2 separate regions of the Homo sapiens genome follow, and region 2 is linked to region 1. Evidence: read pairs that join two places in POLR2A ChIA-PET (ENCODE). Cell type or tissue: Panc1. All regions are shown on one strand. Each heading gives the region's core, and the rest is flanking DNA. Links, peaks and the distances in the headings are about the cores only.

Region 1 (5,375 bases), core at 274-5,273:
GTGCAAAAGTAATTGTGCTCAAACACACACACATACGTGTGTGTATATATGTGTGTATATATATAGAGAGAGAGAGAGAGAGAGAGAGACTCTTGTCTCTCTCTGTCGCCCAGCTAGAGTGCAGTGGTGTGATCTCAGCTCACTGCAACCTCCAACTCCTGGGCTCAAGAGATTCTCCTGTCTCAGCTTCCCGAGTAGCTGGGACTATATCCGTGTGCCACCATACCCAGCTTAATTTTTTTGTATTTTTAGTAGAGACGGGGTTTCACCATGTTGGCCAGGCTGGTCTCAAACTCCTAACCTCAGGTTATCTGCCTGCCTCAGCCTCCCAAAGTACTGGGATTGCAGGCGTGAGCCACCTCACCTAGCCTCAAACACATCTTTATTAATCAAAATGGGAACCATTACAATCAACACATTTTTGCCAACAAGAAATAAGTTTATTCCTGTATTGTAAAAAGTTGTGCTTTGGGATTTGACAAACTCTTGGAAAGCATTTTTTGCATCTGAGGCAGGACAATAGACTCTGGAGGCAGGGAACATAAGGCCAATTCACACTTCAGCTATAACAGGAAATATCCTCTCCATAGGGTGTATGCCGTAAATAACTTTGTAACTTTACTTCATCCTCTCCATTTACATGGGGCATACCCGAAATAGCCAATGGAATCCTCTAGCGGGTATTTAAACTCCCAAAAATTCTGTAACACGGTCTTTGTGCCCCTCTGCCGAGGCCCACTCCCACACTGTGGAGTGTACTTTCATTTTCAATAAAACCCTTCATTCCTTCCTTGCTTTGTTTGTGTGTTTTGTCCAATTCTTTGTTCAAGACACCAAGAACCTGGATACTGTCCACCGTTAACACATCCTGCTGGTTGTGGAAGCATTTTCCCTGCAAAAAGTTGTTGAGATGCTTGAAGAAGTGGTAGTCGGTTGGGGAGAGGTCAGGTGAATACGGCGGATGACACAAAACTTTGTAGCCCAATTCATTCAATTTTTGAAGCGTTGGTTGTGCGTGTAGTTGGATGTTGTCATGGAGAATTGGGCCTTTTTTTCTTTTGACCAGTGCCGGCTGCAGCCCTTGGTTTTCAGTGCATCTCATTGATTTGCTGAGCGTACTTCTCAGATGTAATGGTTTTGCCTGGATTCAGAAAGCTGGAGTGGATTAGACCAGCAGCAGACCACCAGACAGTGACCAGGACCTTTATTGGGTGCAAGCTTGGCTTTGGGAAGTGATATGGAGCTTCTTCGCTTGGTCCAGCCATTGAGCTGGTCGTCGCCAGTTGTTGTATAAAATCCACTTTTCATTGCACGTCACAATCTGATTGAGAAATGGTTTGTTGTTGTTGCATAGAATAAGAGAAGATGACACTTCAAAACAATGATTTTTTTGATTTTTGCTGAACTCATGAGGCACCCAGTTATCAAGCTTTTTCACCTTTCCAATGCACTTTAAATGCTGAACAACTGTAGAATGGTTGACGTTGAGTTCTTCAGCAACTTCTCCTGTAGTTGTAAGAGGATCACCTTCGATGATTGCTCTCAATTGGTCGTTGTCAACTTCCAATGGCCGGCCACTATGCTCCTCATCTTCAAGGCTCTCATCTCCTTTGCAAAACTTCTTCATTTTCTTCTTCTTCTTTTTTGAGATGGAATTTTGTTCTTGTTGCCCAGGCTGGAGTGCAATCTCGGCTCACTGCAACCTCCACTTCCCGGGTTTAAGCGATTCTCCTGCCTCAGCCTCCCCAGTAGCTGGGATTATAGGCATGTGCCACCACACCCGGCTAATTTTGTATTTTTATTTTTATTTTATTTTGAGACAGAGTTTCGCTCTTGTTGCCCAGGCTGGAGTGCAATCGTGCAATCTTGGCTCACTGCAACCTCTGTTTCCTGGGTTCAAGCGATTCTCCCATCTCAGCCTCCCGAGTAGCTGAGATTATAGGCGCATGGCACCATGGCCGGCTAATTTTTGTATTTTTAGTAGAGACAGGGTTTCATCATATTGGTCAGGCTGGTCTCGAACTCCCAACCTCAGGTGATCCACCTGCCTTGGCCTCCCAAAGTGTTGGGATTACAGGCGTGAGCCACCATGCCCGGCCTGCAAAACTTCCTGAATCACCACCACACTGTACATTCCTTAGCAGTTCCTGGGCCAAATACGTTTTGATTTTGTGAGTTGTCTCCTCTGCTTTACGACCCATTTTTAACTTGAATAAGAAAATCGCTCAAATTTGCTTTTTGTCTAACATCATTTCCATGGTCTAAAATAAATATAAAATAAACAGCAAGTAATAAATCATTAGTCAAACAAAAAGCGAGAAATGTGCATTAAAGCGGTGTATAACATAACCACACTTATTTAAGAATGCATTCTAATAGCAAACGGCAAATTTCAACACTGCAAACACCACAATTACTTTTGCACCAAACTTAACAAAATGAATCGTGTAAGCCCAGCGATCCATGGGTTAATAAGCCCTCCAGGTGATTCTGATGCACACTTGGCTGGCTACGGCAGCTGTCCTCCCTCTCCTCCTCCCCTCCCTCCAGACCTTCCTCCCTTCTTTTACTTCTCTACTTCTCCTCCTCCTCCTCTCTGTCGCCCAGGCTGGAGTGCAGTGGTGCAATCTCGGCTCACTGCAAGCTCCGCCTCCTGGGTTCATGCGATTCTCCTACCTCGGCCTGCCAAGTAGCTGGGACTACAGGCGCCCACTACCACGCCCGGCTAATTTTTTTTTTTGTATTTTTAGTAGAGGCAGGGTTTCACCATGTTAGCCAGGATGGTCTGGATCTCCTGACCTCATGATCCACCGGTCGGCCTCCCAAAGTGCTGGGATTACAGGCATGAGCCACCGCGCCCGGCCAACCCCTACTCCCCTTTTAAGGAAAGGGAACTGGATAGGTCTTTCCCACTGTTATGCACACACAAACCCAGTTATCTCAGAAAATCTGGAAAGGGGATTTAGCATTTTTTCTTCTTGGAGTTTAGGGATTGCAAAGTGCTTTCTTTGCAGGTGAAAAATCAGATAATCGGCCGGGCGCGGTGGCTCACGCCTATAATCCCAGCACTTTGGAAGGCCGAGGCGGGCAGATAACGAGGTCAGGAGATCGAGACCATCCTGGCTAACACGGTGAAACCCCGTCTCTACTAAAAATACAAAAAATTAGCCGGGCGTCGTGGCGGGCGCCTGTAGTTCTAGCTACTCGGGAGGCTGAGGCAGGAGAATGGCGTGAACCCGGGAGGCGGAGCTTGCAGTGAGCCGAGATTGCGCCACTGCACTCCAGCCTGGGCAACACAGCGAGACTCCCTCTCAAAAAAAAAAAAAAAAAAGAAAAAGAAAAATCAGATAATCAGCCTTAGTGAACCTAATTATAAACCCCGTTGCCTTTACAAGCCTCATTCTCTGTAGTCTGTAGTCTCAAAAACCTATGAGAAAGAAGTTGAGTGATTTATCCCTGACACAGAAAAGTTTCCTTTTTTTTTGAGATAGAGTCTTGCTCTGTCACCCAGGCTGGAGTGCAGTGGCGCGATCTCGGCTTACCGCAACCACTGGCTCCTGGGTTCAGGCGATTCTCCTGCCTCAGCCTCCCAAGTAGCTGGGATGACAGGTGCATGCCATCAGGCCCAGCTAATTTTTGTATTTTTAGTAGAGATGGAGTTTCACCATGTTGTCCAGGCTGGTCTCGAACTCCTGACCTCAGGTGATCCACTGGCCCCAGCCTCCCAAAGTGTTGGGATTGCAGGTGTGAGCCACCACGCCCAGCCTCCCTGACACAGAAAGTTGTATGAAAACGTAAATGATCTCAGACCACTCCAACCCGAAGAACAGAAGGGGTTAAGGCTTCATTACTTTGTAGATGTTTTCAACATGGTGCTCTGGGTCATGGATTGGAATAAACCCATCACCTATCACTCTCTGCAGGAAACGCCTGGGATCCACATGGGTAGAAGTATAAGCATTTGTCTGTCCTCCCATCTGGGGAAGGGATACAGGTTACTCCCTTTAGCTGTCCCCTCAGAGGGCTTGGTGGAACGGAGGTCAATTCTCTGGACTTTGAGCTGTCAGTCTTCTCCTGTCATCTAGTCCCTCTTGCTGGGTTTCCAGGTTAATAAAATGAGAAGCAAAAGGCTAAAGAAGGTTTTTGAAATTACTCAGCTTGTAAGTGGCTGAGTTTTTGTTTGTTTTTAGTACAAAAAAATTATAATGAGGTAGAATTTGCCTATGTTGCAGGTCAATGATAATCTAAAGCTGTGCTGTCCAATATAGTAGCTACTAGCCACATGTGGTTATCTTAAATTAATTGAAGTTAAAAATTCAGTTCCGCCGGGCGTGGTGGCTCACACCTGTAATCCCAGAACTTCGGGAGGTGGAGGCAGGTGGATCATGTGATCAGGAGTTGGAGACCAGCCTGGCCAACATGGTGAAACCTCGTCTCTGCAAAAAATACAAAAATTAGGCCGGGCGTGGTGGCTCATGCCTATAATCCCAGCACTTTGGGAGGCCAAGGTGGGTGGATCACCTGAGGTCAGGAGTTCGAGACCAGCCTGACCAAAATGGAGAAACCCCATCTCTACTAAAAATACAAAATTAGCCAGATATGGTGGCACATACCTGTAATCCCAGCTACTAGGGAGACTGAGGCAGGAGAATCACTTGAACCTGGGAGGCGGAGGTTGTGGTGAGCCGAGATTGTGCCATTGCACTCCAGTCTGGGCAACAAGAGTGAAACTCCGTCTCAAGAAAAAAAAAAAAAATTAGCTGGGCGTGGTGGCACATGCCTGTAGTCCCAGCCACTTGGGAGGCTGAGACAGGAGAATCGCTTGAACCCGGGATGCAGAGATTGTGCCACTGCACTCCAGCCTGGGTGACAGAGCAAGACTCCCTCTCAAGAAAAAAAAAAAAAAATTCAGTTCCTCATTCGCACTGACCACATTTCAAGTGACCAGCAGCTGCGTGTGGCTAGAGGCTACTGTATTGTAAAGTACAGATACAGAATACTTCCATCACTGAGGGATGTTTTGTTGGATGCACTGGTTGTCATATTATTATTTTTTCATTTCTCTTTTTCTCTTTTTGAGACAGGGTCTCACTCTGTTGCCCAGGCTGGAGTGCAGTGGTGCGATCTCAGCTCATTGCAACCTTTGCCTCCCGGGCTCAAGCGATCCTCCTGTCTCAGCCTCCTGAGTAGCTGGGACCACAGGCACACACCACCATGCCCAGCTAATTTTTTTATTTTGTGTAGATACAGGGTTTTCCCATGTTGTCCAGGCTGGTTTTAGAACTCCTGGCCTCAAGTGATTCTCCCATCTTGGCCCAGCAAAGTGCTGGGATTACAGGGATGAACCACTATGCCTGGTCTATTCAACTATTCCT
Region 2 (5,375 bases), core at 99-5,098, 69 kb before region 1:
CACCACTACACTCCAGCCTGGGTGACAGAGCGAGACTACTGAGACTTCATATCAAAAAAAATAAAAAGCAACCGCTATTTTATTTTTTCATGATTCTCTGGACCAGCTGGTGGTTCTGATTTGGCCTGACACATTCAGGGCTGGGTAGTCTGGAATAACCTCACTCACGTATCTGGGTCCTCACCTGGAATGAGTGGCTGGGATGATTGGAGCTTCCCTTTACGTACATTATCCCCCTGGAGGGAGCTAGTCCAGGCTTACTCACATGACAGTGCAGGAATTCCTAGGGGCAAGAGAGGGCAGGCTTGTCAAGCTTCTGCTTGCATCACATGTGCTAGTGTCCTGTTGGCCAAAGCAAGTCACATATCCAAAACTACACCCGAAAGTGGAAAAGTAGACTCTGTCTCCTGTTGATAGAAGCATAAAATCACCTTGCAAAGAGGCATTCACACAAAGGTGGGAGGGAGTATTGTGGCTATTGTTATAAACAGGGAGCAGCAAGCTCTCCCAACAAGTTGTGTCCATGTGTACATCAGGTTGTAGCCTTTGTGGACAGTCCGAGATAATTCTGTTGCCTTGCTGCACAAATGATGTCACACTTCACCCTTTCACTCAACACATTTTTATTGTAACAGGATCATAGAGAAGGCAGCATCTTCATATGCTTGGGGACACAAAGGAAAGGGTATATTCTCCTTTATTTATTTTTTTTTTTTTTGAGACAGGGTCTCACTCTGTCTCCCGGGAGTAAGTTTTGTCTGGCTGGAGCTTCAGGTATCACCCAGGGACTCTGACATGTTTAGGGAAAAAGGATCAAAACCAAAAATGCATTGGCGTATTTCTCATATGACTTGCCCAGTCTACATATACAAAAATGGTCACGTGTATTTACTGTACTTTTTAGTAGATAGGATACAGAAGGCAGTTCTGACCCATTAGATCTGAAGGGGAAATCGTGTTTAAAGTCCTGGATTTGGCCAGGTGCGGTGGCTCATGCCTGTAATCCCAGCACTTTGGGAGGCCGAGGCGGGTGGATCACCTGAAGTCAGGAGTTCGAGACCACCCTAGCCAACGTGGTGAAACCCCATCTCTACTAAAAATACCAAAAATTAGCCAGGCGTAGTGGTGGGCGTCTGTAATCCCAGTTACTCGGAAGGCTAAGGCAGGAGAATTGCTTGAACCTGGGAGGTGGAGGTTGTAGTGAGCTGAGATCGCGCCACTGCACTCTAGCCTGAGTGACAGAGCAAGATTCCATCTCAAAAAAAAAAAAAAAAGTTTGTGTAAATTGAGGCCAGGCGCTGTGACTCATGCCTGTAATCCCAGCATTTTGGGAGGCTAAGTTAGGTGGATCACTTGAGCCTAAGAGTTTGAGACCATCCTGGCCAACATGGCGAAACCCCCATCTCTACATAAAATACAAAAACTGAGGTGGGAGGATCACCTGATCCTGGGAGGTTGAGGCTGCAATGATCCTGCCTCTGCACTCCAGCTTGGGCAACAGACTGAGATCCCATGCCAAAAAATAAAAAATAAATTTGTATAAGCTGATGTATGTGCCAGTAAGTCAATAGTCTTAGAACCCTGGGGACTTTATTTATTTTATTTACTTTTTTGAGATGGAATCTCTCTCTGTCACCCAGGCTGGAGTGCAGTGGCATGATCTCGGCTCACTGCAACCTCTGCCTCCCAGGTGCAAGTGATTTTTCTGCCACAGCTTCCCGAGTAGCTGGGGTTACAGGTGCGCACCACCACGCCCAGCTAATTTTTTTGTATTTTTATTAGAGATGGGGTTTCACCATGTTGGCTAGGCTGATCTCGAACTCCTGACCTCAGGAGATCCACCCGCCCTGGCCTCCCAAAATACTGGGATTACATCCTTGAGCCACTGTGCCCAGCCAACCCTGGGGACTTTAGAACAATCCATCTGTTTTATGAAATTATACTTATGTTAATTTTTCAAAAAAGTACTAGTCTTAATTCAGGGTGAATATTCTCTTATCCTCTGCCGCTGAATCTTCTGTTTCTTCTAAGATATATATGGTGACTGGAGTAGGGTGGGGTGTATGTACTGTTTTCTTCTTTTTCTTTTCTTTTCTTTTTTTCTTTTTCCTGTTTTTTGTTTTTTTTTTTTTTTTTTTTTTTGAGATGGGATCTCATTCTGTGGCTCAGGCTGGAGTGCAGTGGCACAGTCCTGGTTCATTGCCGCCTCGACCTCCCGGGCTTAAGCAATCCCCTCACCTCAGCCTCCCAGTGGCTAATTTTTGTAATGACAGGGGTTTGCCATGTTACCCAGGTTGGTCTCCAACTACTGGGCTCAAGCAATCTGCCCACCTTGGCCTCCGAAAGTGCCGGGATTACAGGTGTGAGCCACCACAGCCAGCCATATGTAATGTTTTCTGAAGCACTTTCATTAAAGACAGGAGGAACCTAGAGGATGCAGCCAGTGATAATCAAAAAAGTAGAAAGGGTGAGGCGTGGTGGCTCATACCTGTAATCCTAGCGTTTTGGGAGGCCGAGGCGGGAGGATCACTTGAGCTCAGGAGTTCAAGACCAGCCTGGGCAACATAGTGAGACCCTGTCTCTATTTAAAAAAAAAAAAAAGTAGAAAGGAAGCACACTAACAGTTACCAGTAGCTACTCAACAAATAGTGCCTTCCATACCTTATTCCATCTAATCCATAAAACAAACGAGTTAATACCTCAACCAGGCAGCTGAGCAAACTCAGGCATGTAAGTTAAAAGGTGCCAGGGTGCCAGTGGGGCAGCCTTGTTACTGGGGTGAGATTATCAGGACTGATTGGGAAGACACTGTCACTTTCTCTGAGTCATCCTACTGAAACGGGAAAAGTTCCGTTGTCCCCTTGCAGGGCATGCGATGGGGGTGTGGCTTGCTTCTTCAGTGCCCCACTGCTCAAACCTCTAGGGGGCATACAGACCAGTCAGGCTGTGGGGCTCTGACCCCATGGCAGTGTCTAGGGGTGGATGTTTACAGCTCCTGAAGCCCCAGTGGGCATATGTTACAGGGTGCCTTTTTAGTTTTGCTCCTGTCTATAGGCAGCTTGTATTAACCAGCTCAATTAGACCCTCCACCTTGTTGCAAGGACAGAGGGCTTTCTGTATCCTGGGTTCTTGCCTTGGTGTACCAGAAGAATCGGATCACACCTGGGCTTAGAGAATGAGTGCAAGGTTTTATTGAGTGGAAGTAGCTCTCAGCAGATGGGGGAGCCAGAAGGAAAATGAATTTCCCCTGGAGTTGGGCTGCTTAGTGGCCCGGGCCCTCCTCCTACTGCCCCTGCCAAACTCCACATTGTTTTGCTGGTCAATGACCTGTCATCATGCTGTGCTCCCGACATCCTCTCGACATCCACCCAGTTGTGTGTTCCTCCACCCGTGTGTTTCTGTAGACATCCAGTTGCTTGTATCTTCTTCCACTGATCCGCTCCTCTGGACATCCAGCTGCTTGTGTGCCTGCCTGCTAGGGTCTCGGGGATTTCTATAGGCACAGGATAGAAATGGGGGCGTGGCAGGCCAGGGTGGTCTTGGAAAATGCAACATTTGGGTGCAAAGGCAGGAGTGCCTGTCCTCACCTAGGTCCATGGGCACAGGCCTGAGGGTGGAGCCCTAGCCAGGGACCCGCCCTTCTCTACCCAGCACTTCCATAGCCCCCTCCCATATCACTACCAGCATGCTAAAATACAAGAACAAGCAGAGAATCTGGGGTCAGACGAGGGGCAGATCGCCAAAACTCAGGTTCCTCCACCGTCATGAGGGGTGACACTGCCCGCCTCGCTGGGCTGTTGTGGATCACTGAGATAGTCCACATGAGGACGCAGCATGGGGCATGCTCCATGTCAGCCTTTAGAAATGTTGTTTACTGGGCCGGGCACGGAGGCTCACGCCTGTAATCCCAGCACTTTGGGAGGCTGAGGCAGGAGAATGGCATGAACCCAGGAGGCAGAGCTTGCAGTGAGCCGAGATTGCACCACTGCACTCCAGCCTGGGTGACAGTGAGACTCTGTCTCAAAAAGAAATGTTTATTTATTGCCTCTGAGCTCCCATCTCCAGCCCTCAACCCCATGACCAGCATTCAGCTGCCTCCCTCTACATTTATCAGAATGAAATCAGCATGGCACCATCAAGGGAGGCCACCTGATGCCCTTGAGGACACCCAGCCTGGGCACCATCCAGTCAGGACATAGACCATCTCCTGTCTTCTCTCCCCTGCCCCAAGGAAAGTGCAGGAGGGCAAAGTGGGGAGCCCTGATGCTAACAGCATGTCACAGGCAGGCGTCTATCAATGTTGACAACTTGTTTTATGAGTGACATTTAGTACAATGCTTAGAAGAAAAAACCTCCCTCAAAAAGTCTAACAAAGGGCTGTGTAAAGACTTATTTGGCACCTCTGTTGGAGAGGACTTCGTAGCCAAATACAGCAGATGTGGGAGGTGCATAGCCAAAGTTTTTATTGGTAATCATCTTTTTGTTCACAGAAGTGGGGCAGTGTTCAAGAGCCGTATGCCAGGCAGAGGTTAGCTTTGTTCTCCTGGGGTTTTTCGTTTATTTTTTTAAGTCCTAAAATGTCTCTGTGGTTTGTTTTTCATTTGGAAAATGGAAATGGCATCTCATGCAGTGCAAATGCACAGAACACCTCCTGAGTGTCAGTTACTGTGGTGTGAGCCGAGGATTCTTAAGAAGTCTCTCAACAACTATCGCAGATAGGTACATTCCCATTTTAATGAGGCTCAGATAAGTTAGCACTACCAAGCCTGCGTGATTCCGAACTGGGCACTCAAACATCATGCTGGTGGGATACTGGGATATTTGTAAGATGCATGAGAAGCCTTAGGTGCACTCATATCTTGCTAGGTCTTCTGTTCTTCCTCTTTTCCCTTCATTATAGTTGCTTTATCTCCCCAGAATCTTGTTTCTTCGGCCATCTTAGCACATCCTTCACCCTTACCATATAGTGTTGGCAGCAGAAGGATGACCCACAGAGTAAGAGCCGTGAGAGCAGAGACTGTGTCTGGCTTGATCCTGGGAGGTCACCGTATTGATGCTGAACTTAGTGAGGGGTACCACTGGGTTGCCTAAGGAGGGGTGAACCGGCTCAGGTCAGAAACAGAGCAGGTCAGAACTCCCCTGCTGATCAGTAGTGGGGTCACGCCTGTGAACATAGGCAACTTAGTGCAGCCCTGTCTCTGATTTAATTTAAAAAAAAATTGTTTTGGCCAGATGTGGTGGCTCACACTTGTAATTCCAACACTTTGGGAAGCCAAGGTGGGCCGATTACTGGAGCTCAAGAGTTCGAGGCCAGCCTGGACAACATGGTGAGCACATTTAAAATAGGATTTTGTGCAGAAAGAGATCATTAGAAA

Evidence for each region. Peaks named below come from ENCODE experiments on the same cell type or tissue, not always from the same donor. Only the 100,000 strongest peaks of a DNase experiment are listed, where the experiment ranks them.
Region 2: POLR2A ChIA-PET joins it to region 1 with 5 read pairs; 3 of 35 experiments call an interaction of 5 or more read pairs at or near these places.

What each region holds. Positions count from the first base shown.
Region 1 is chr6:107,008,348-107,013,722 of GRCh38, reverse strand. No RefSeq gene overlaps it. Among named protein-coding and RNA genes, the nearest start is that of MTRES1, 17 kb to the left of the region's middle. In Panc1, for the core only: no CTCF peak of the experiment used is centred there; no DNase peak of the experiment used is centred there.
Region 2 is chr6:107,077,122-107,082,496 of GRCh38, reverse strand. All of the region lies in intron 3 of BEND3 (BEN domain containing 3), which reads left to right. Among named protein-coding and RNA genes, the nearest start is that of BEND3, 36 kb to the left of the region's middle. In Panc1, for the core only: no CTCF peak of the experiment used is centred there; a DNase peak (open chromatin) is centred at 2,263.